Linked DNA regions of Mus musculus: all the other regions are linked to region 1. Evidence: chromatin loops called from intact Hi-C (ENCODE). Cell type or tissue: left cerebral cortex. All regions are shown on one strand. Region 1 has its middle 7.5 kb from the start of Gm5441. Region 2 overlaps Ptprn2 (protein tyrosine phosphatase, receptor type, N polypeptide 2). Region 3 holds the start of Gm10421 (predicted gene 10421).

Evidence for each region. A loop is a pair of places that touch in the nucleus more often than their neighbours do. Peaks named below come from ENCODE experiments on the same cell type or tissue, not always from the same donor. Only the 100,000 strongest peaks of a DNase experiment are listed, where the experiment ranks them.
Region 2: a loop joins it to region 1, with 3 times the contacts of the local background. A loop is called at or near these places in 20 of 42 quality-filtered maps.
Region 3: it touches region 1 in a loop (2.8-fold over the local background); 3 of 42 quality-filtered maps call a loop at or near these places.

Annotation. Positions count from the first base shown.
Region 1 is chr12:117,340,543-117,348,542 of GRCm38, forward strand. No RefSeq gene overlaps it. Among named protein-coding and RNA genes, the nearest start is that of Gm5441, 7.5 kb to the left of the region's middle. In left cerebral cortex, a CTCF peak has its summit at 4,998 (motif pointing right); DNase peaks (open chromatin) are centred at 2,766, 4,040, 4,940 and 6,238; H3K4me3 peaks cover 694 bases; H3K27ac peaks cover 3,186 bases.
Region 2 is chr12:117,021,370-117,029,369 of GRCm38, forward strand. Ptprn2 (protein tyrosine phosphatase, receptor type, N polypeptide 2) reads left to right here. Exons shown (of 23, transcript NM_011215.2): 12 at 1,435-1,499. Among named protein-coding and RNA genes, the nearest start is that of Gm10421, 130 kb to the right of the region's middle. In left cerebral cortex, a CTCF peak has its summit at 4,602 (motif pointing left); DNase peaks (open chromatin) are centred at 1,586, 2,136, 2,240, 2,826 and 3 more places; H3K27ac peaks cover 900 bases.
Region 3 is chr12:117,151,065-117,159,064 of GRCm38, forward strand. The region is part of intron 12 of Ptprn2 (protein tyrosine phosphatase, receptor type, N polypeptide 2); the gene reads left to right. Gm10421 (predicted gene 10421) reads right to left here and starts at 205. Exons shown (of 3, transcript NR_033538.1): 1 at 1-205. In left cerebral cortex, CTCF peaks have their summits at 1,471 and 3,057; DNase peaks (open chromatin) are centred at 653, 1,884, 2,768 and 3,872; H3K4me3 peaks cover 4,132 bases; H3K27ac peaks cover 3,320 bases.

The sequences.
Region 1 (8,000 bases):
AAATATGTCAGAGCTCTGAGAAAGGCAGAGGCTGCTGCTCCCTGCTCCCCTGTTGCTGCTGTTAGTCAGGTGGTGATGAGCAAAGAGGCTTGGATATCCTGAGAAACTCAACACCCCTAATCAGCAGGAAGAAGTCTAATGAGATGGATCCCCTTTTCCCTCTAAACTTCTTGCTTTCCTACTAGTGTTGGGAGATTGGAAGGGATTGGGGTGGAGAAAGATGGTAGGTAAAAGAACCCAAGAAAGTAACTCAAAGTATGGATTACAGTCCACCTATTGGATATAAAGAGGCACACCTGTGGTGCCAGCAGGCTGAGGCAAGTTCCAGGATAGCATGGGCTATAAGGTAAGATTCTGTCTCAAACAAACAAAAACTAAAAAAAAAAACAAAAACAAAAACAAAAACCCAACAACAACAACAACAAAAACAACCCATCAGCTTCCCACACCCCACTAGGAGTCGACCAGCTCAGAGATCCCAGAAGAACATTGCACAGCAAAATAGCCAAGTGTTCGCTTGATGTTCACCTTCATAAACGCCTGTCCTGTGGCCCAACATGCAAATGATGGAGCAGCCAGTCCAGCTCCTCTAATGTCTGCAGAAGCTCTCTACTCATGGCCAACTTGGCCATACACACAAGCACTGGCCAGTACAGCCACGTTCACCCACCCCTCAGTAACCTTCTGAGCTCCCTCCCTGCGTCAAGACTAGATGTGCCCATAGCTCTCTCCACCCTCCTCTCAGCAGTTTCTCTCCTGCCCAGAGTGGTCACACACACAACCATTAATAATGCCTGAATAATCACGCAGATCTGGTCGGCAGGGCTGTGTTTTGATAACAGGACCGCCCTCTTGCATGGTGCTTTATTTATCTTGCCAGGAGGAGTGCATGTAACAACATCTCCACTGTACTCAAGTTTCTTTGCCCTCAAAGAGGGGCTGAGGCAGGTCCTGGGGGCGTCTATTTGTGTGTTTTCTTCAATGTTTTTATGAAAAGAAACTATAAAGCAAAAAAAAAATCTTTTGAAAAAATATATCATTTTCCTACAGGCCCTGTTGGTGTTAGGTGTTCCCGAATTGAACACATTCACGATAATCTAACACCTCAAACTATCACCCTGTCTATCTGCTGCCATGTGAGCTGCCCACTCCCAGGTGAGTCCTCCACCGCACAATCCCCATCACACATAGGAAAGCTGAGTGAGTGTACATACCAGAAGAATGGAGAACGCTGGCTCAATTGCTCAGCCAGGAAAGGGGAACCACTCTGCATCTCCACCCCCCTGCAGCTCCACTCCCCTGCAGCACCATGCTTTGGGTACCAGGGACTTGGTCCTTGTCATCTGACTGATAAGCTCTCTGGACCCAGACTCAAGAGAGAAGCCCAGGCCCTGGGGCATTTCCCTGTCTGTTTTGCTATTTTTCACATTAGAAGGCAATTATGGCTGCCCATTATGGGGCCCAATACTCACAAAACCTCCATATCGCTGACAAAAAAGAAGAAAGACAAATGAATGAAGAAAGAAAGAAAGAGAGAGAGAGAGAGAGAGAGAGAGAGACTGAATCAAACAAATGTATGCTATTCTGAAGGAAACTGTGAGATTTGCCCCACTAATCCATTACTTGAGACCTCGTGTCTCTGACTCCGTGCACTGACCCGGCTGCTGTTCAATAAACACTCCCAGATGGGGGCAACAAATGTAATTCTCACCTCAAGTGCTTTTTCGTCATCCTAGCATGAAGACTCGGCCTCTGAAAAAAAGTTCTTTCTCTCCCCTTCCTCCTCCTGATGGCTGTGAGCATAGGGCGCTGAGAAGGCCTGCTGTGAGGCAGGCAGTAACCAGTACACCCCATCTCTGCCTGTGCTGGCCCGGCACCTTTTCAGCAAATTGGCTTGTTGTTTTTCAACCTCTGCGGGTCTCCAAGCCAGTGAGTCTCACTTACCTCCCTCCTAAGGCAGAGCCTGCCTGTGCCTGAATCTCCTGGTCTCTGGTCAAGAGTCTGAATTACAGAAGCAACATCGACTGGGAGTGATATGTGCGCTAGATGCTGTATCAGTGGCTCCTTGTTCTGAGTTGGTGGCTGCAGTGGGGTGGGCTGCAGAAGAGGCTGTCTTCAGTCTCCTGAGGGTCCCAAATCTCCCTGTGCTCAGTCTACGTGAGGTTCTTTTCTTTACTAGTGTAAACTCGCTGTACAAAGAATAGATTTCAAAATAACATTGCCTTTTTCTGCGTGACATCATTGTGCAAGTACTTCCCACTCTTTGACAGGGCACACTATTGTGCCCTCACTTCTGCTATGCCCTTCCTCTACCTAAATGGTCCCCCTTCTAGCTTCATGGTGATTCTCTGTGTGTGTGTGAGTGTGTGTGTGTGTGTGTGTGTGTGTGTGTAAAATCCAGATTTCATATGTGAGATAAAAATGTGATTTTTGTCAAAGTCTGGCTCCCCGCTTAGCAAGATAATCTCCAGTTCCACCCATTTTCTTGCAAACAGTATAACCGTTTCTGTTGAGTGTAACATCATAAGGCATTTTCATTTCCATATGCATGTGCAAATGTATGGGTGGGTATGGCTGCACGCAAAGGTCAGAGGTCAAATCTGAGTGTCTTCCTCAAACATTCTCTATCCTTTTTGGAAAGAGTCTCTCACCAACCCTCCCTGCAGCTCATTGATTCTGCTAAGCTGCCAGGCCAGGGAGCTTTAGAGATGCTCCTGCTTCCATTCCACCCCTGCTCTGGGTTTATAGACATACTCTCCCACACACAGCTCTTATGTAGGTGCTGGGATCTATAAGCAGGTCCTGATGCTTGCATGGCTGACATTTACCAACTGAGCCATCTCCCCAGCCCCAGTACCATACCTCCGTCATCCACTCATCTGATGATGGGGAGCTAGACTGAGCCCATGACTTGGCTGTGTGAGCATGGCTAGGCAGGTATCTCCAATCTGTGATAGACGTTCCTTTGGTATATATTTTCATGAATGGTACAGCTGGATCGTATGAAGTTTGGGTTTTTGTTTTACATTTTTTTTAAAAGATTTATTTATTTATTATATGTAAGTACACTATAGCTGTCTTCAGACACACCAGAAGAGGGCATCAGATCTCATTACGGGTGGTTGTGAGCCACCATGTGGTTGCTGGGATTTGAACTTCGGACCTTCGGAAGAGCAGTCGGGTGCTCTTACCCACTGAGCCATCTCACCAGCCCTTGTTTTACATTCTTATTAGCTGTGGATAAGGGTGCAATCCTGTCCTGTTGTTATGGCAATGACCGTTCTGATAGACAGGAGATGTAATCTCTGTGTTCACTTGGTTTGTATTACCCTGATGGATACTGATTCTGTGAGCATTTGTGGGTTGGTTTTTTTTTTTTTTTTGTATACTTATTAGCCACTTATATTTTTTTATTTTGAGAAGTGTCTATTCAATTCAATCACCTGCTTATTGACTGGATAAGGGGAAGAGAGTTTGGTTTTAATTTTAAAAATGATTTATACAGTCTGGATATTTAATTTCTGGTCACATGGATAACTGGAAAAGGCTTTTTTTTAAGTTTGTTTGTTAAGTAAATAAATCATTTATTTTTATGTGTTCTGGTGTTTTGCCTGCGTGTATGTCTGTGCACCACCTGTGAGTGCCTGGTGCTTGCGGAGGTCAGAAGATCCCCTAGAACTGGAGTTAAAGACAGTTGGCAGCTACTGGGCATTGAAAGCAGGCCCTCTGCAAGAGCAGCCAGTGCTCCTGCCTGCTGAGCCATCTCTCCAGCTCTCTTTTAGCTTTGATGTTCTCCCCCATCCGCTCAGGTGTGGGAAGCATGTATGTGCACATATGGAACCCAGATGTTGGCTCTCCTGCCTTCCCCAGTAACTTATTTTTTGAGACATGGTCTCTCACTGATCCCAGAGGTCACTGTTTTCGTAGACTGGCTGGCCAGTGAGCCCCTGGGATATACCAGTTCCTACTCCAGTACTGGAGGTACAGTCTCACATCCCACACCCAGCGCCTGTGTGCATTTTACCCTCTGAACATCTCTCCAGAGCAAACCAAAGACGTTCCCAAATTGTGTTGGCTGCCTCTTCACGATGCAAAAATCCTGCCAATAGTTCTGAGCAAGCTGTACCACAGCAACACTGCTACCCATCCTGGAGCCCAGAGCTGCTCCACAGGGCACATGGAATGATCAATAGGCATTGAGACTTCCTCCTGACATCCACGCTCATGGACATACACTCTGGATGCTGGAAAGAGAAAGGGTAGGGGACAGAGCTTCTGTCCTCTGACCCGTGACCTCAGGGCAGTGGGGTAGCATCAAAGCCACTATGCTGACAGTGACCCTGCAATGCAGGCCCTCTCTTGCCCTCGCTGTTGCGGGCTTCTGTGCACAAAGATGGCTGGAACCGGGTTGGGGGGGGGAGTGCGGGGAGAGCTATAAATGAGGGAGAGAGAGAGAGAGAGAGAGAGAGAGAGAGAGAGAGAGAGAATGGATGAACCTGAGACCTGGCCTTCAGTGCTTGCACTGTGCCCACAGGAGGAGGCCATGCACTTAGAAAATGTCATGTCTAGTGTTTGTATAAAATGTCATGTTAGTGTTTATATTCCATTTCTCCTCTCAGCACAAAAAGAGAGAGAAAAGCGAGCATGCCCCACAGGGTCACAGGACCAGAGAAAATCCTGCAAGGCCCTCAGCACAAATAGCAGAGCTTGGCCCAGGCCCTTTGCATGAAAATCAGCACCCATCTCAGCAGAAGCCACTGCCAGGGGCAACTGGGGCTTGGACAGCGCTCCGTCAGATTTAAAACTGATTTTTTTTTCTTAAGAAACCAGAAGAAAAGGGGGTGCTTTGAGCTCATCTGCATTACAGATCAGGTCTCTCCGAGAGAATCAGCCATCCATAATTCATTACATGTTTCCTGCCGGGGATGGAGACAGCCTGATCCTAGCAACAGAGTCATAGCAACAGGAGCTGAAGCAGAGCTGCTCCGCCCACCAGGGGGAGGAGAGGAAGGGGAGAGGTGCGCGGCTTCTTGCTCCTCAGGAGGGCTGGCAAAGTTCACCGGGTTATAAAGGAAGATGGAGGCTGAGAGTGGAGGTGGGTTTGAGAAAACTGGGAAAGGCGTGGGTGGGAGACTGAGGGAAAGCATATGAATTTGAGTTGCATAAACTCTAGCTAAGAAGGTAAGAAGCTAGTAAGTAGCGTTTGGAAAGAGCCCTGCCAGCTGCCACACTGCCTGGCGCCCATCGGTATACAGACGGGGGTCACTAAAAGACCACATCACTGTCAATTGTTACAAGAACTGCATAATTCGAGGAGTGCCTGACAGCTAGTGTGAGGGAGTCCGTGGCACTAGAGTGAACATAGTGGAAACGGCGCCCTCGGTCCTCACTTGTTTCATCTGAAGAGTCACCATCTGGAATGAGACTTGCGGTGCGCTCTAGACATACCTGCTGTTTGACCCCCTTGCTATCAAATGGAAAATCCCCTGAACTCTGACCACTTGATCTTGGGATCTGTGGCTCTATGAGGAGAATGTGTTTCTTCTATATTCGGCACAGTCAAGGATGCTGGAAGAGCCACTGGAAACTTCCAAAGTGATGTGGGAAACACCATTGATGGTATATATGGAAGACATTATCAGAGCAACTGACAGCCATGAGCTGTGTGAAAGCCACCACCAGAGCCACTGAAACCTGAGAAGCCACATGAGGGACACCTCTGGGGTTACAGGAACCCTCAAAGCTGTCAGTGCTTGGTCAGTAGAGAATGTGAGCCTTGCCACACCTATGTCTGGACTCAAGCCAGGGTCTTCTGAAATAAGAGCTAGTGCTCTTAACAGCTAAGCTAAGCTCTCTCTGGCTCCCAAACCTTGCTTTTGAAGGCCTCATTTTATTTTATTTTATTAGCCTTTAAAAAGGGTCCTTGTCACAGCAGTTGCCACGCAGTCCCCAACTTTTTGATGGAGCCATGGTTAGATGTACAGCATTTAGTCACCTACATTGTTCTCTAGAAAGTATGACTACTCACAATGCAACAGTGGACTCCAAGCCACTGAGACCAGCATAGAGCTCTCAAACATCACACACATCACTCTTGCCTTTAGCTTGAGGGTGGTCCGCTGACATATGACAACTACAGGCACACTTCTGGTGACAGTATCTCTGCCAGGTGAAGAGAATGCCACCTCGCTTTGCATTCCTTCATTTTCTTCACAGCACACGCCCTCCAGAGTAGCATGCTGGCTGCTGGGGCTCTGGGGATGCGGCACTGATCTAGAAAGAAGAGTTCATGATTTTCTCTGTGTCTGCCCAGATCCTGAGTGAACACCATCCCGCCTTTGTGCTGCCTTCACAGCCACACGAAGATGAAAGTGTCTTAGGATATACCCTGGAGCTATGCCAAACTGCTGGATTGAAGGTTATCAGTGCCCTGGAAAGCTCCCAGTGCAAATGGAAAACTGTGATACCCTGCAATCCCTCCTCCCGCTGTACCCCTAAAGCCAAGAGGGGTTCTGAGCAGCACAATGCTCAGACCAGACCAGTGTAGGAGAGATTCCTCCCATCAACATCCTCAAAACTATCTCAGCTGAAACTCTAGTGGGATTTTTTTTTTCTGTTTGAAATGATGGTTTCCCTGAGGTCAAGTGGAAAAGCCATCTTCAGAAACAGGTCTATTTAGATCCACTCATATTCTACAGAATTCATGTGGTCTCTTCAAAGCATCCCAGGCTCAGTGCACAAACACTGCTGTGACCACTACTGACCCCTGTGGCGGCGGCTGCTGGCTGCTGCTGCTGCTGCGTAATCAGGGACATCAGCAAAGTGAGAGAGCAGGGTGAACTGTGACCTTGTATTAAAATGACCCAATGGCTCCTCATGTGGATGTGGTGACACTTTGCCTTGAAGAGTGGACAGGTGGCCACATCTGCAATATTTCCTTTGCTGACACCTCCTCTGAAATCCCCACTAACCAGCCCCTGGTTGCTCAGAAGTCACTAACACCACAGATCCGCTCAGTGCCTGCTGTCTGCCTGGTTTGATGAAAAGTCTATAGCGAGAGTCAAAATAGACCTGCTGTTTTTAAAGTGATGCATAATCCTGTACACCATGATGTGTGTTTCCCTAAGATGGAAACCACAAAGCGGCAGGGGCACAGCCCACAGCCAAGCCACCTGTCAAGGTCACCCTGGCAGAGATAACTCCGACACCCTTCTTTTAGAATGAGATACAGAAACTATAACTATACAAAGACAACTAGGGACAATGGATACTTAAACTGCTCATGGTCCAGCAAGATGGTTCTCAGCAGGGTACAGAGGTCACTTGCTCTATGAGCCCAAAGTCATGAGTTCAATTCCTTGAACCCACAGTAGAAGGAGAGAACCAACTCACAAAAGTAATCTTCTCACCCACCCCCAGCACACACAATAGTAAATAAAGTCATAAAAACCGTTCCTGTGGAACTGTTCATTGGCTGGCTTGGTACAGCTTTCTGGCACAAAGCTAGTGATTCCTTGTCTGGGTTGTGTCTCTGGAACCTGCTTGCAAGAAGCATGCAGCAGCCTTGAGTAGTGGAGGGGCAAGCCATCCCCATCCTTTCCCATGAGCTTCCTGCCCAACTCCAGCCTCATGAGTACCTCTGAGAGTCTCTGTGTGTTGGTCTGTGTCTGTGTCTGTGTCTGTGTCTGTGTCTGTGTCTGTGTCTGTGTCTGTCTCTGTCTCTGTCTCTGTCTCTGTCTCTGTCTTCCTGTTTGTCTCTATCTCTCTGTCTCTGTCTCTCTCTCTGTTTCTCTCTGTGTCTGTTTCTGTCTCTCTGCCTCTCTGCCTCTCTCTCTCTCTGTCTCTCTCTCTCTCTCTCTCTCTCTCTCTCTCTCTCTCTCTCTCTCTCTCTGTATCTTGTTTGGGTGGATTCTCTTTATGTTCCAATTGCTTAAGGACTGCCTCCTTATCTTTGCCATGTGACCTGGTTTTAGGATGCCTTTTCCACTGGCTGTTTTATC
Region 2 (8,000 bases), 320 kb before region 1:
CACCAGGCCTAAGATAATCACCTGCCTTCTAGGAAGATCTGGCTGGCCCTGGGCTAGATTATTCAGCTTAGTCATGTATTGGCTGACTGCTTTCTATATAATCTCTAACTCTGAAATCTTTGTTCTCTAGCAAGAACTGGAGTGTTTACGAATTCCATCTTTAGGTCCTTGGTCAGCCTACTTAGAGTTGCTGTTAACCCACTCCACATAGCCACCAGGCATTACAAGAGATTTGCAAACCCATCATTTTATACCTCAAGGAACAGGCTCTTGCCATCCAAGTTTTAAACCTGTGTGGTCACTTGCCCCACATCATGCCACCACCTGAAGGGATCCTAAAGTTCCCCATCCCTACCCTGGATTTCTTTATGTCCACCTCACTCTTTCTGCACAGCCAGGATTGCCTACGTGTAAAAACGAATGTCCATTTGTTAAAGGGAGAATTTTTTTTCTATAAGACAGTCCCTAGAGGTAGAGAAGGCAGGTAGGCTATAATGGGATATTGTTTGTACATCTCTCAAAGACATAATTCCATTAGCCAAGATCCATGCAGGTAATCACAGCTGATCCTTTCTTGTTATCTCATTCTGTATTAACAGCAATTGCAGTGCTCTCTCCATTCATGGGTCTTTCAGTAAAATTCTAGGTTTTCTTTTCTTCTGGTTTTTATTTCCAAAATGACAGGAGATTTATCCAAAAGAATATTTCTACTAAATCATAAGCCAGGGTCAATTGCCTCGTGACATACTTCCTCTCTGGGAAGCGGGGGCAGCTGTGTCTGCTGCCCTGGCATTGCAACGGCTAAGACTTCATTTACATCTGCTAATTGTTTCCCCGAGCTCATTCCTCCTGGCATCATATCAAATAGAATTTGTTCTCTGAAAGTCTTCCTCATGTGAAGTCGGGAGCAGATAAAGGTGGGCTTTTATTGAAACAAAACTATCATGTTTTGATGTTTCTGATGGGGACGTGGATTAAAAGGGAGTGAAGTAAGGCCTGGATCCTGTGATGTAAACAGACAGGCAGCTTTTTCCAAGTGCATGGGGTGCTAGTAACAAAACATTATTTCCCAATGGGTATATGCATAGACATACATGTAACATTACACCATTTTAAAATAAGAACTTCAAGTTTGCAGAGTGTGTTTACATACAATTTCCCATCAAATCCTCAAGGACCAGAGATTGCCTAGCATGGCATGCCTTCTAAGATGGCGTAGAAAGTATAGAGAGGTGCTTTGCTGAGGCAGACCAGATACTGAGTGGGACATGGGGTTCTCCATGTCCATGTCCCCCCTGTTGCTCAACATAGCATCTCCATGAAGTCAGACGGCTCAAACAGTTGTTTGAGAGAATTCATCAGTAGAGAACACTCTCCGATATCCCACCCTTCTCTATGCTGACGTTCTTTTGATTTTTCTTTTTCTTCTCACAGCTGACAACAAAGACCAGCTGGAGAAGGCAACTGGACTGACAATCCTTCAAAGTGGAATCAGGCCGGTGAGTAGGTTGAGGAGTATCCTTATAAGAGATGGATGCCCTCACGCCCACCAGGTGTCTCAGTGCTGGCTGGCTGGTGAAATTCAAGAGCATAGGTTTGGCTCATTGTGTGGCTAATCCACGTAGCGTCTTGTTGGCTCAGCTGGTAGGAGATCGGTCCTCCCAGTGTTTATAGATGCTGACTAATGGTGTAGGCAAATGTGACTACTTATGTTATGCCTTTGAAATCATAGTTTTGTATCTCCCCAAGAAAAATCTATCACAAACCAAACAGGAAACTCCAGGAAAGATGATGATGTATAGGACTTAAATTATTGAAAATGAGTTAGTTCCTGGAAATCACTCTTTCCTTGGGAATTTGGTGTCTTTGTTACTTAGACATGTGTGTTTAAACAAAGGTGCAGAGCTATGAATCTGTCCTTGAAGTGACTTGATGCTGTCAGACTCTTTGGTGTCCAGCCATTGCCTCGCTGCAACCAGACACTATGTCTTCTCTGTGCCTGCTGGTGGCTGCTCTCTTGGCCAACTGACAGTGTAATGAAGTGCACATGTAACAGTGACTGAGGTTCCTCCTGGGAGCTGCATGTAGCCACTCACAAGTCAGCGTGGACCAAAGCCAATCTATGCTCTTGTGTCTGAAATTCAGATTTCACAGCACTTGCCATTAAAGTTAATTAAGTATTAAGGAGTGCTTGTTTGTAAGTGTTCCCCGCTATATACATTGGCTTGTCCTTACGGAACCACTTAGAGACTCAAAGCTGCTTTGCAGAGGCTCTGATTCTGCAACCAGGTCTTTGGCTTCTGGAGCCAGTAGCTGTTTAATTGGTGGCTGTTCTCAGAGACCTGGACTTCCTGGAAGCTCTTAAGAGGGCTTGAGTGCCTGGGGGCGCCTTAGTTATTGACAGCAGAGTGAGAGAGTCTATAACTGATAGAAACTTCTCAAAGGACATTCTAAGAGCCTGACAAATGTCACTCTTCTCTGTGTGTTCTTGAGGCTATGCTGGATGAGCAGAGCAGGTGACAGCTGAAGACACTCTGATTATTTACTGTTTCTTTAACAGCCAGTGAAGTGGAAGGAAGGAAGAAGCCAAATGTCTTGGGGCTTCAGATCTCCTATATCTAAATGAGGGACAGTGGCCATGTCAGAGAGAACAGTGTGGTGTGGAGACTGGACAGTGGGCACTTAGATGTTACTGCCTGCCTCTAGCTGAGGACAAGTTTATGTGCTGGGGGCTATTTCCAGTTCAGTTTCTTCTTTGGGGAGAAATGGTGGCATCCAGCCATTGAGAGCAACCCACATTCAGGCAGCACTCATTGGTATGGCCCAGTTTCAGAAAATGTAGACACCGTGAGTTGAGTGTGTAAGCCACTCAGGAACAGGCAGCAGGTGCATAAGACCCCACTTCACACGGGAGGCCACGGTGTGATTCATGCGTTTGGTTGCTGAATACCTCATCCCTTATTGCAGTGTGGCCTCCGGCTGCTCCAGGGCAGTCAGGATGCACAGTGGGCCAACCCCATTGCTTAAGATAGACCTGGTTCTCAAGCATTTTCCAAGCTTTTCTTGGCTTCTTTCATAAGACCCACACTCTCATACCCTACCCTGAGCCTGAGGATTGGCTCTGCAGTGGCCTGTTCAGAACACAGCTGCTTGTTCTGGGGTGGAGAGGTTGGAAAGCTGTGTTCTCATCCTCCTTATGACCCCACCTTACAGGCTCTGGCCTCCAGCACTTTCCTTCTACCAAGGAATCTAGGCTTTCTCTCTGGTTGCCTGTGTGTTCACCATAAATATCTGTTTCCATTCTGCAGTGATGCCTTTAGAGTAGTCTTTCTTCTTACCTTGTGGCTCCATGTTCTATGCTGCTCTACAGGTAGTTAGTGTCTCTACCTCAGTCTACCTCATGGTAAACAGTCTACCTCATGGTTCTGTATCCTCTACTGTAGCATAGGTCAGTCTACCTTGGAAGAGCTTGTGCAGGTTTTCTTCGATAGCAGATATAAAATGTCTGGACAGAGTTAGCAGGAGGAGACTCCCCATTGACCTCAGCCTCACCGTTCTGCCATGCTAGTCACCTTTGCTCCTGAGATTCAAGCCAGCAGCCCTCAGAAGAGCTCAGCCTGCTGCCACGGTGCTTCCTGGAGATAGCCCCTTATCCCAAATATCTATTTTATAATCCCTTGCTTCAACCAGCAGCCACTTTGAAAGCTGGTGCCTCTTGAACCTTTAGCGTTGGCTGGTATCACTGCCGTGGCCTTGAGCCCAGCTCTCCACATGTTTCCTTGGCATATCCCTTGCCAGCTCTAGGCTGGAAGCTGCTCTGACAGGCAGAGAACATTTACAGTAGCAAAATGGGAGGAAAGGATTCAAGCTGAGAAAATTTTTAGAAACCTAATCATATCTTTTTCCTAATTTTAACTCTCTCATCCAGTAAGCCTGGTCTTGATGAATTTTTTTCTTTCTTTTCTTTCTTTCTTTTTTTTTTTTTTTTTCTTTTAGCGTATTTCGAATTCTTTTGATTCCTGACTCTGGAATGTAAAGCAGAGTGTGATTGCTAGAAATCTAGCAGCATTTACAGATCTGCTCCAGGCACTTGTAATTCACACGTGTGATGACAGATAGCAGAATTAGAACCTTTTAAGCCAAATAGAAATATCTCAAAACAAAATTTACAGGAAATGAGGAGATTGTGGTGCACACACGCATCCCGAATAGATGGGTGGTATTTTGATGTATTTCGAAATCTAATTTCTGACACCTTGAAAACTTTTCACATTTTAGTCACATTAATGAAGCTGTGTTTCCTCCAGAGGACAATTATAATAGCCCTGAAGAAAAGCTCAGAATGTGCTGAGAAACCAGCCTAGAAAGTTTTCCACCAGGCATGGGTCCCCCTCATTATGGAGTGGGGCTGCTTCTAGTTCTGATGCTAGCCATAAACAGCCTTGAAGCTTATCTGCCCAACCTTGAAGGCAGACAGAACAGACTATCTGGCCCAGCATCACCATGGTGGCCTTAAAGACCACAGCAGGGAGGAGTCCAAGAGCAGTGCTTGTGGGGGAAGGGGCAAGAGCTACTCTGGTGGAACTGAGCTCCTCCTGCTGGAGAGAGGCTTCCCACTCAGTGGAGTGGCTGAGACCAGATGTGGGTTCTCAGGAACCTCTCCAAAAAGTTTCCAGACCTCTTCTAAGAGTCAAGGAGGTTTGCCTGTGCAAGCTCAATAACTGTTCTTCACAGACATCCAAACCCCTGTAACCATCCCTGTGCCTCTGATGCTCCTGCTACTCAGAGCTTAAGGAAGAATTTTGTTCAAAGGAAGGGACTGTATGCTTTCAAATAAGTCCATCTTCCATGTCCATTGGAAACCCCAAGAGTTCTTGGGGTGCTTCTGCCCCACAAACTACTGGGGCTCTCCTAAAGCACACCCTGGCTGAGACCCTGTGTAGGGGATCCATGGTTGCAAAGAAAAAGCACGAGGTGTGAGGAAGTGATATGGGGAAGCAGCCTCATTTTCTCCAAATCCCACCTTACCATACTCTGTTGATGGAAGTGTTGTAGCTTTAAGCCTCTTTCATCAAAAATCCCAGCCCAGGGCTATTGAGAAGGCTCAGTGGATAAAGCCAGTTGCTGTCAAACTTGATAATCTGAATTTAGTCCCTGGGTCCTACATGGTGGGATAGGCAGCTGTCTCCCACAGGCTGTCCTCAAACCTCCATATATGTATCGTGGCATGTGTCCATGCATGCACATTCACACATGCAATAAATGAATAAGTAAACAAACATGTCCAGTCCAGTGGCTCTAGATGGCTAAGAGGAGCTTGGGTCCTGAAATAATATTTGGGCCAAATCAAATGGGAGAGCCATTGTGCGGCGGGGCCCTCTGTGCCAAAAACATAAAGCCTGATCTTTTGATTTAGAGTTTGAACTTGCAGCATTTATGTAAGGAGTCCACTCGCCAAGCAGAGAAATGAGAGGAATAAAAAGCTTTATGAAAGAAGAAAGAGTTGGAAGAAAGGAGGGGGAGTCTTAAAATATAAAACTGGAGGAAGGTGATGATTGTAGTGCAATAAATCAGGAGAATTCTGTGATTTCCTTGAAATCACTAAAAGAAAGAACTCTGCCTGTAAGGTGGCTGCATGTATATATATTGCTGACTTTAAAACAACCATATATACATGTGCAGACACATTGGTGCCTTTAAGGCAGCAATACATACACATGCAGACACTTTGCTGCTCACAGGCCAGGCATCCTGTGGTGAGGTTGGAGGTTGTAAGTTTGTTCTTCAGTATCTTTTGGCCTATTCCTTTGAAATCATTAGAGATTCAAGATGCCGCAAACTGGACTAGAGAATCCCTACATAACACTCACCTAGCAGGTTTCCCCTTGGATCCATGAATATAATTGTAGGGCGTCAGTAAAAACAGGAGATTTTTACTATGTGGAGTGTGTGCAGCAGCCCTGAGTCAGTAGTATCACACTGTACCATCTACATAAAGATGGCATACAACTGTACTAAGTGACAACACATCCACACCAACGTGAGCAGGCAGCCCTGGAGATGGTAAAGTCACCTGGGTCTCCACTGACTCTGATAGACTGTGACACTGGTGTCCTTGGCCATCATGTATCTGTGTCCACCCCACAGGGTGTGTTGTTCCTAGGCAGAGCACAGTACGCGATGAAAACCACCCCTGACCTTCGGTGAAGGTTGCACGTAGATAAATGTCAAGGATGATAAGCACTGGGAGTCATCGGCAGAGGCAGGACAGGCCTGTGGTGAAGTGGGTGCTTGTGCACCCTGATGTGGGAGGAGCTCAGGGAAACCCTTCACACAGCTGGTTGCATGGAGGAGATCAGCATTGTCAGTGAACCTGTAAATAGGAGGGGATTCTGCAAGCCTGGGGTCTTGGGTATGTATGAGACAGTGGTCCAGCCTTGCTGGGTTCCAGGCTCCAATCTAGTGTCCATCACCTTCACCTAGTCCTCCTTGCTACTTATATCCTGTGACTATTCGAGTAATGGTCCCTGGGAAGTATGTGCTGTGGTTCCCACATGGAATGTGGTGTGGCTGAGTGACAGTGATTCGGCAATGTCCTGTGCTGCTGTCAGCGATGCCACTGTGGTAACAGTCCCACCATGCCCTTCTTGCTCCTTTGGTTCATTTTGTTTTGACTCTGTAAGCCAAACGTGCAGGTGTCATTTCTGGGCAATAGAATCGCTGCTTTTCCTTGGGTGGCCATCGTCTCTACCATGGGTAGCTCAGCCTGCCTGTAGGTATTCAGAAGAGCCACGGGAGCAACCAACGTGTGTCCAAGCATGTATAAGAAGGGGGTGAGGTGTGAGTGGAGTGGCAAATACAGATGTGGCAGGCATTCGAGTGAAGGTCGCCGGGGTCTGGGTTCCAGATGTTCTTGTTGCCATGTCTGATCACATATGCCAGGAGGCCCTGCAGAGAAATGAGAATGTGTGCTTGCCTCATGCACACTCCCTCACCCCCGTTAGCCCATGGATCATCTGGGAACAAGCTTGCTATGATCACAGTGTAGAGTGCTGTGCCCTAGGCGTCACAGGCCCTCTGAGAACCTGGGGAAACCACAGGTTCCACAGGCATTCCCCAGGACACCAGAAGCCCCTTCTGTTCCCCACTGGGGGTTCCCAGTGGGGACAGGGAAGGAGCCATGTCCTGACTCCTTGGGGACACACACTGCCCTTGGGATAGGGAATAGGGTGCTCTTGTTTCTCTTCTGCAGGACCCTCATTGGCATTCCATGCACATTCACCTCATTTTATTCTAATCTGCATTTCTTGACAAAGGAAGCGGATTTTTTTTCCCTCTTAAATGCAAAAGTGCACAGGCCTGAGAAAAGACTGTTGACTTGTCAGGACTCCTAATTTGTGTTTGAAAAGGAAAATCTGCATGAAATTGCATTAAATATCTGGGGCCCCATCTCGCTTTTCCGTGTTCAGCTCCTTCACAGCCCTCATGAGTGGTAAGCAGACTAGACAGAAGTTGAGGTTCCCAGCAGCCTGTCCATTCCTGGGCTCAGGGAGCAGATATTCAGCTCTGACTTCACAAACCTGAGGCTAACAGCTCTTCACCTCCCGCCTCCACTGCTCTACACGGCAAAGAAAACTGCACCAACATTCGTCCCACTGTACTTGCCGTTTGCACAAATATGAACTTACAGTGAATACCTTTCTCTCCTGAACCACCGCCGAGAGCACCAAGCTCACATGGGCCTTTCATGCTCCCCTGTGATTCGGAGGCAGAGAGCAACTATATGATGTAGCAGTTGCCATAGTAACAAATTCAATTTTTATTCAATATCAAAGTAAATAGTCACGTAAAATGAAGTAAGTTGCATCAGACGGTGGCTACCCGCTCTTCTCTCTTTCCTAACAATTTCATATGCTTTTTTGAAAAAAAAAATTGCATAATGTATATTTCAACTGCAGTGACATGACTTACTGGCTACCTGGCCCAGGGTTGACAATGTT
Region 3 (8,000 bases), 190 kb before region 1:
CTTGAAGCAGAGGGGATGTATCCCACACTTGCTTGTGGTTCGGGACCTCTAAAAGCGAGAAAAGCAAGTGAGATTGACAGAAAGATAGCTCTGAGCCGCATCCTGGGATGTGCCAGGCGTCTCGTGGCCTTTAGGATCCTCTCAGTGCACTGCCTCCCGCTGAGTTTGCAACGCTGGCTCTGGGGCTGGAGTACAACAGGGCCACGAACTCTCCTAGGCTATGCGCGCTCCTATAAACCAGGGCCCGCGCGCCCCCGACTCCGCTGCCCCGCCCAGATCTCCGGGCGCCTTGTGCCTGCGCGCCCTAGGCTGCCAGACCCCTGTGTTCCCTGCTGCACTCCTGTTGTCTTTAAGGCGCTGTGGCTGCAGTAGGAGAGCCAAGTACCCTGGCATACCAAATGGGTGAGCATGGGGCAGGGCACACCCTCGCACTGGTGCTGAGTGATGGATCCCTTCACCCTAAGAGTACTTAAAGTACCTGGGAGGCTGAGTTTCTTGTCATAAAGAGAAATCTGTGTTCCCGGTCCCAGTATTCTGTGATCCATTTTCCAAGTCCAGTCGGGGGAGAACAGAGAAGAGGGGAAAAAGAGAAGCGAGGGAAGAGGAGGGAGAAGAGGAGGAAGAGGAAGAAGAGGAGGAGGTAGTGGTGGGTGGTGATGGTGGTGTTGGCTGGAGGCAAGCTTACACACAGGCTGTTGCTATGGAGAGGCCCGGTTGCTAGAGGGGATGAGGGCGGCAGGTCCCCTCCTCAGACTCCAGGTCTCATGTTCTCCTGTGCCAGAGCTCCTCCTGGGAATGGAACGCAAGGCACTGGGCACTCAAGTAGGCTGGGCTCTGAGGATGATTATAGGATTTGAGAAAAAACACCTCGGTCCTGGTCTTTGCCAGGACAGGCCTTTAGCTAACTGGCCTCCGTGCCCTGCAGAGTCCTGGGCCTGTTGAGGGCGCAACAGAAAGGGACCACTCTAGCAAACCTGATGGAGCGCCTCCGGGTTGCCATGCCGCAACCGATTTTAAGCAGGGGGTGGGGTGAGTGGGGGTTGGTGAGATGGGAGAGTGAGGGTTGGTGTGGGGGGGGGAGGGTCTGCAGGGCCTATCCTCTAGCATAGGGGCATCCCATACCCAAGAGACTATTGGGGAAAGCCCAATTTATACTCTTTGCCACCCCTCAAACTCAGCTTTCCCATGAAGTTACCAACTGCCTCTTCCAAACCACTCAGGCCTACAGGATTGGTGCAGGTTGTGCCACCGTCTCAGGCCTCTGGGGAATCTCTCCTTCAGCCCCTGTAAATTAAAGCTAAACAAAAGAGTTTAAGCCGGTGACCAGGGGAAGTCGTCCTTGGGAAGAGCACCAGCTTAAGCAAGCACTTGGTAGCACTGGACCCTCCTTTTGGGAGCCTGGTCCTTTCCAGGCTGTGGAGCTCCAGCCTCTTGCATTAGGCAGGTCTGGGGCTTCGCCCAGGTGGATGAAAAGGCAAGGCGGTACCAGCCTTTCCTGGCCCGGCCTGCAGTGGGGGCTGCGGAGTTTGTTCTAGGGTCCAGGAATTGGCTCTGCAGCCTCTCAGTGTGAGGCAGCAGGGTGGGAGTGGGGGGGTGTCGACCGTGCAAGCCTTCGTCTCCAGCTGTCCCAAGTGCCGGGAACAATGGGAAGGCGGCAGGAGAAGGGATTGGGGGGGGGGATGCGTCGGGGTTTCCTGAAAAAGAGCCCTCCGCAGACTGTCATCTGTGTATGACAAAATCTGCTCCCCCACACTTTCCTTTCTTCCCCTTGTTCCTGCAGCTGTGGGTCTTGAAGAGCGTATTGTACGCACAGATGTTGGGTTTCGCTCTTAGGCTCCTGGCCGCTCTGTGGGGGCGCAGCGCACCAGGGTGTCCAACCTGTGGCCATGCCCGGGGCCAAACAAGGGTTGGGGAGGAAGACTGTGGGAAGGGAAAGTCCGGGAGCCTCATGCAGAGAGTCGGAACCCAGAGGAGGACTCTAGAGACCGCTTGGCTAGCATAAACCCTCTGGAGTCCTGCCCCAGGTCTGCGCTCACGTCAAGTAATTGGGTAGGCTCCAGCGACTGGAAAGGTAGTCCTGTATCCTACACACAGGCCCCCGGGGGGTCGGGCGGCCATCTACGGTGATGACAAGAGCTTAAAGATGAAGAAAGAAATGCTTTTCACTGCTGCCTCAGTCAAACATATTGGGCTGGTAGTCCCACAATTGGCCTGGACCGAGTGGTGGCAAAGTCTCATTAGCACCTGCTTTCAACAGACTGCTCCCTATGAGCATCTGAGTCTTAGAAACTGGGGTTCATGTACAGTATGTGGTGGTGGGAGGATGGGGATGGGGGAGTCCCTTAGGTAATTAATGTGCTTCTGTTTGGAAAGGCGAGAACGGGCTCGGTTTACCGTAATTTTTTTTTTCTCCTGGAGAGTCTCTAGGAAATACTTCCCCTGCCATAAGCAAAGGTCACAGTAGGGCCATGAGGGGCGACTTTTCTAGTTGAGGCTTCATTCCCTCACCCTAATGCTACTCTGAACTTGGCCAGAAAGAAGTGCAACTCGGGAATGAAAGAAAGAAAGACTGAAAGAAAGAACCGGTAAAGGCCCAGGCTCCGGCGCGGTACCAATGACTGACAAAGCTTATGTCCATTCATAGTCTTGGGCGGATGAGGGTGTACGGAGAGCCGCGGCCCCTTAGCCAATTGCTGTCAGCAACATGTGGGGGGGGGGGGGAACGACATCGCTATAGCAACCGGTGGCTGGGCCGCGAGCCGCGCCGCCGTCGCCGGCCGGGTGCGCGCGGGGCCGGATATAAGGCGGGGCGCGGCGCCCGCGCCGGTTGGAGCTGCGCGCGCGGCCAGCCGCCTTGCGGGGACCGTCCCGAGCCCGGCCCTGCACCCGCCCACGCAGCGTCAGGACCCGGTGCGCCTAGCCAGGGGGCCGGGTTGGGGCGGAGCACGCCGGGCCGCACCGGCAGGCCTCGCAGAACTGCCTGCACCCTCGGCTCGGAGCGAGTGCTACGGCGCGCCACCGCTGGGACGCGCGGCACCTTTGTTTCCACCCGCCTCCTGAGAAGTTTGTGGTCAGAAGCAGGATGGCCCCTCTCGTCAGTGGCTTCAATGCAGGGAAGCAGTTGGTTGCGATGATGGCGCTGTCGCCAGCGGCCGCTGAGCCCCGAAGCGGCTTAGCAGGGCGCACACCCCCACCTCCTGCTTTCTTGGGCATCAAGCGTCCTCCCTGCTGCAGGTAACCAGGGATGGCCAGCCTTGTCGTGGCACTGAGAGGGGCGGTCGGGTGGGCCCTGGCAGAGGAGACAAGAGTGGGGTGGGGCAGAAAGGATCAAGAGTAGATACCCCCCCGGCCATCACCAAGCTTAGTGCTGGCAGGGCGCAGAACAGAACCTTCCAAGGGTTGAGGGTGTGCTTGAGGGCCCCAGATACAGGACTGGGCGTCTTGCCTAGTTCAGAGGGTAACTGACTTGCCACAGGACACATGTCAAAGGTCCGGCCAACAGGAAATACCACCTTTGGAATTATCTCCAGGTGGGTCTGAGGCGGAGTGCCCACGATGGTAGTTCTTTCTGAGCGCACAGATTAGAAGGGAGAGACAGAGGAGACTTCCCCAAGGGATAATGGGATAGTGGTCTGTAGGACTTCTCTTGAGTACTCCTCTCGGCTTGTCATAAGGCTGGGCCTCTGGGAAATTCAGAACTTGAAGAAAACGGCCTCGAGGATGAGAGGAGATGGAGACATACGGTATGATGAGCAAAGAGGGAGGATGGATGAAGGACAAGATGAGCAGCTAGCATAAAGGGGACTGGTCTGGGGACGTTTTCCTCTGGCAGCATTTTGGAGATCTCTTTACTCTCTCCTTTCTGGGGTCCCGGGTGTGCTTCTGTGCCATTTGATAGTCCCAGCTGGCGGCGAGTTAAGAGGACCAAGTGGGCCCGGGGCGGAGCGTTCAGAGAAGCAGGTGGGGGCGGCCCAGGAAAGTGAGGAGTCCTCTGACTCCCCAATCCCAGCCTCTCCAAGAATCACCTTTGAGCTTCTACCTCCCTGCCCCAGAGGGATCCTACACTTTCTCCCACCCTTATCTATCCGAGACCCCCACCCCCCGGGCGCGCCAGGTGGGGCGGTCGCGTACTCGCCAGAAAAACTTCTGACTCAGAGCTGTTAGAACAAGAGCTTATTTATTTCATTTCTGACTAATGGTTTGGTTCCTAAAACCCGCCTGTTTTGCGGTTAAAGAAGCTGCGCCCCCAGACATCTGGGTAGCCCCCAAATCAGCATCATTGACTTTTAAAGCCGAAGTCCCTTTGCGTCTTCGTTGCAACGCGACGCTCCAGGCTGGACTGCTTTAAAGAAGAGGGGTCAGTATAAGGATTGCCAGGGCCCTGTACGTGGTAGAACTAGGTGTGTACTGCAGTCCACCTGTCGAGCCTCACCGTGCCTCTGCCTGCCTGGGTCCTATCCCACTCAGTTTCTGCTCAGTTCTTCAGTTGTCCATCGAAGTCAGCAGACCTCGGGCTTTCTTAGGTACCAGGCATTGCGTGTTACTGCTGGAAACCGAGAGTCTTCCCGATCTGGTGTAAAGGGCTTAGTGGTCCAAATGGTTTTCACCAAGCCAGGATGACAGATTTTAGGAATCAAGCAAATATGAGGAAGCAGAGAAAGGAGGTTAGGGTTAGTGCCCACCAGCCCCCAGCCTAGATGCTCCACTCCTAAAGTGCACAGTGGCCCAGCTGGGGAGTGCTAGTCGGCCACGGTAGCGCTGCGGTGCTTTTGGTATTTTGGGGTGGGTACGGGCCTTGTTGGGGACATTTACGGCTCCTGCGAGCGCGCTTTGTGGCCAGGGAGGCTGGGCTGTGGCATTGTCCCAGCTAGGACCCTCTGGGGCTGTGAATACTGGAGGCTCCCGGGAACCCACGACCTTTTGTGTCCTGCGCCATGGTCTGATCTCCACGACCTCTACAGAGATCTTGGGAATTAGTGAGGGGGAAGGGACAGGGAAACCGGGGTGAGAAAGCAGAGGCCTGTGAGGGTCAGCCTCCCCGTGTGGGGGAGGGGACTTGTGACTGCCGCCATCCAGCTTCTTAGTCCCGCGCTTGACTCCTTCCACAACCCGGTATTGACCAGCTGGGCAAAGCTGGGCAAAGCCAAGGCCTTTACGGGCATGAGAGCGAGTTAAGCTAAAATAAGATATTTCAGTCTTGAAGGTAGTTGATTCTTGGGGTTGGGGCTAGTTCAGGACTGGACTGGGACAGTACGGCCAAATATCCCTCTCCAATACCAGGACATCACCCTAGAAAACTCCTGAACACTCCAGGCCTCAGGCACTAAACAAGCCAAAATATTGGCCTGCGAAGTGTTCTGAGGGTACCCGCTGCCCAGTTTTGAGTTCTGATGTAAAGAAAACGCAGCCAGTGGATCGGAAAAATGCAAGGGGGCAGGTTCCCTCTTTGGATAGATCCATTTGGCCTCTTCTCTGCTAGCTTAGCTGGTTCTTCCACCCTGTTGTGGTTAACAAGCAACATTAAAAATGAGTTCAAAGAACTCTCTCCTCCTTTTCAACATCAAAATCATGAATCTTCCCTCATCTTAAAACAGAGCGCTTTTTTCTAGAACAACTATTTTAGGAGTGTTTCAAGATAGCAAATAAGTTATTATCTTTTGTATATTCACTTATGTATATGCCTGAGATTTTTCAACAAACAGCCTATTTTTAAAAACAGCACATAACTTGTTTTCATTAAAGTTTATGCTTAAAAATAATTATTTCTTGGGAGATTCTTCTGCTCATATAAGCTTTTTTTTGTGGCTATTTGAATGGCAGATTTGCAAGTACAATTTCATCTGTAGAGGGGAACAATAGCTTTCAGCCGCACAAAGGCCTTCTCCCACCCTGAATTCAGACCGCAATGCCTCTTGCTCTGATAATAGCTTCTGAAAAGATTTTGTAATGCAGAGAATTAATACATGATTATTTCCGCCTGACTTCTCTCATTTATTAGAATTCTGTGGCAAATTCCAAATTAAAAATAGTTCAGTTAACAGCTTTAAAAAATACTCTTAAAATATTTCAAGACACTCCTCTCCCCCTCCCCATTTTTAAGTTTGGTCACTTGTCCAGGCTTGAAAAATATTTTGCTAAAAACTGTGATCAGTTTTAAAGTGGTGGTAACCATATTTTAACAAATTTAATCTTAGTAAAATTAAAAAGAAATTTCCAAATGATTCTCTAAGATACTGGCTCATCTAGCAGATCAAAGACGAACTTGTCACAGTAACTCATAGTCTATGAGACTCATTTCTGTTTCACAGGGGGAAAGGTTTTGCAGTCATAATAACATGGGTCCCCAAAAGAAAGGGAGGGGACATGTCCCTCATCTTGTCTTAACCTTTTACAAACCAAAGTGTGTGTGGTGGGTTGCTAAAATAGGGTGAAGCTAGGTTGCAAATCAAATTCCGTAGAAATAGAACAATGAGTATGTCAACAAGAGAAATTTAGTATCCATGAAGCTAAATGCTTATGCTCATACTTTTTTGTGCACCCAGATTTTAGACTGCAAGTCAGAGACTTAGATATCTGACTCTTATGAATTGGTTATGTTACATTTTATCCTGGTAGCATGCCTGCAAATTTTCATCATATTGGTGTGGCTTAGTTCTCACAATTGACTCTAGACATAGCATCCCACACCTCTCAGCTTATCACAACATTTTAGGAAGTTATAAGGGTGTCTGTCAAGGATGTCACCGGAAGCCCCACGTGCCTCACAGGCAGAGGTGGGGATGCTGAACTCCACAGGGACGTGGTCTAAGAGCAGCTCCACAGATCGACTTCCCTACTCCCACCCTGACCTTGCCTCACGGGCAATACCACATATTCTAAAATTGAGGAGCTGCAGGTAGAGATGATAGCAAGACGTGCTCAAGGTTACAGTTCACCTGAGCTGCCTCTGAGCTGGTGCGACCTGGACCTGCTTATCCCTGATTATTTTTAAAGTCTGCCCTACTCCTATTATTTTTTAAGTCTGCTCAGGACTTGATAGTGTGGGGCTGATGAGTGTGCCTCCCACTTCCTGGATGCACAGCCCCCCTCCCCCACCCCAGCACCTCTAACAACCTCCTTCTGAGAGTCCTCTCCACCGCCCTCCTCAGCCAGCACTGCTCCAAACTTTCAGAAAGAGCTTCCACTGTGCAGAAGGTGCTCTGCTTTTAAAAGACATCTGACTGTAAATGTCAAAGTTATAAATATTTAAACATCATTATTCTTTCAATTTCAAGTCAAAACTGATAAGATGTCTATGACTAGTCTGGGCTGTCTTCCGGGACGTCCCCCCCCCCCCCCCCCGGAAAGCCGCCTTGTGGTCCGCACCAAACTGCTCATCCTTGGGAAGTCACCATACTGAGAGGGACTGTGGCTCCAGCTGCACCTGGGTCAGCCCAGGTGCAAACTCACTTCAAGCTTCCAGCAGACACACTTCTCCCACTGCAGCTTCTGGCTAACAAGCATTTTTTTTTAAATGCACTTTTTTAGCTCCACAAAAAGAAAGAAAATGCAAGGTTGTTAACTCAGTCGCTATACGTAGGATGTTCAACTGACATTAAAACAAGAATTTCTAGAAATTTTATTTCCCCCATCCCAGGATTCTTACAACCTCATCCACTGCTAGCAGGTTCTCTCCCTTCACCCCACCCCACCCATTTCAACCCTCAGGTCAGGGCATTTTGGTGCTACTGTCAGGCAGAGAGCCCCTAAGAGATAAATTTTCAGGTTTGAGAAGCCATCAGTCAGTTGAAATTCAGACCTTAATATTAGATATATATTGACTCGAAGTGGGGGTCCCTTGATCCAGCATCTACCTTACCCTCTTCTGTCAGACATCACTCCTTTCAACCTCCACTCTGCCAACCTTCCAGGGTGCCCTACACCAAGGCAGGCCCTGAAGCCCATAGTTTCAGATCTGGGTGCCTCCCCGACTCCTACCCCATAGGCCAGTGGTGTGAGCC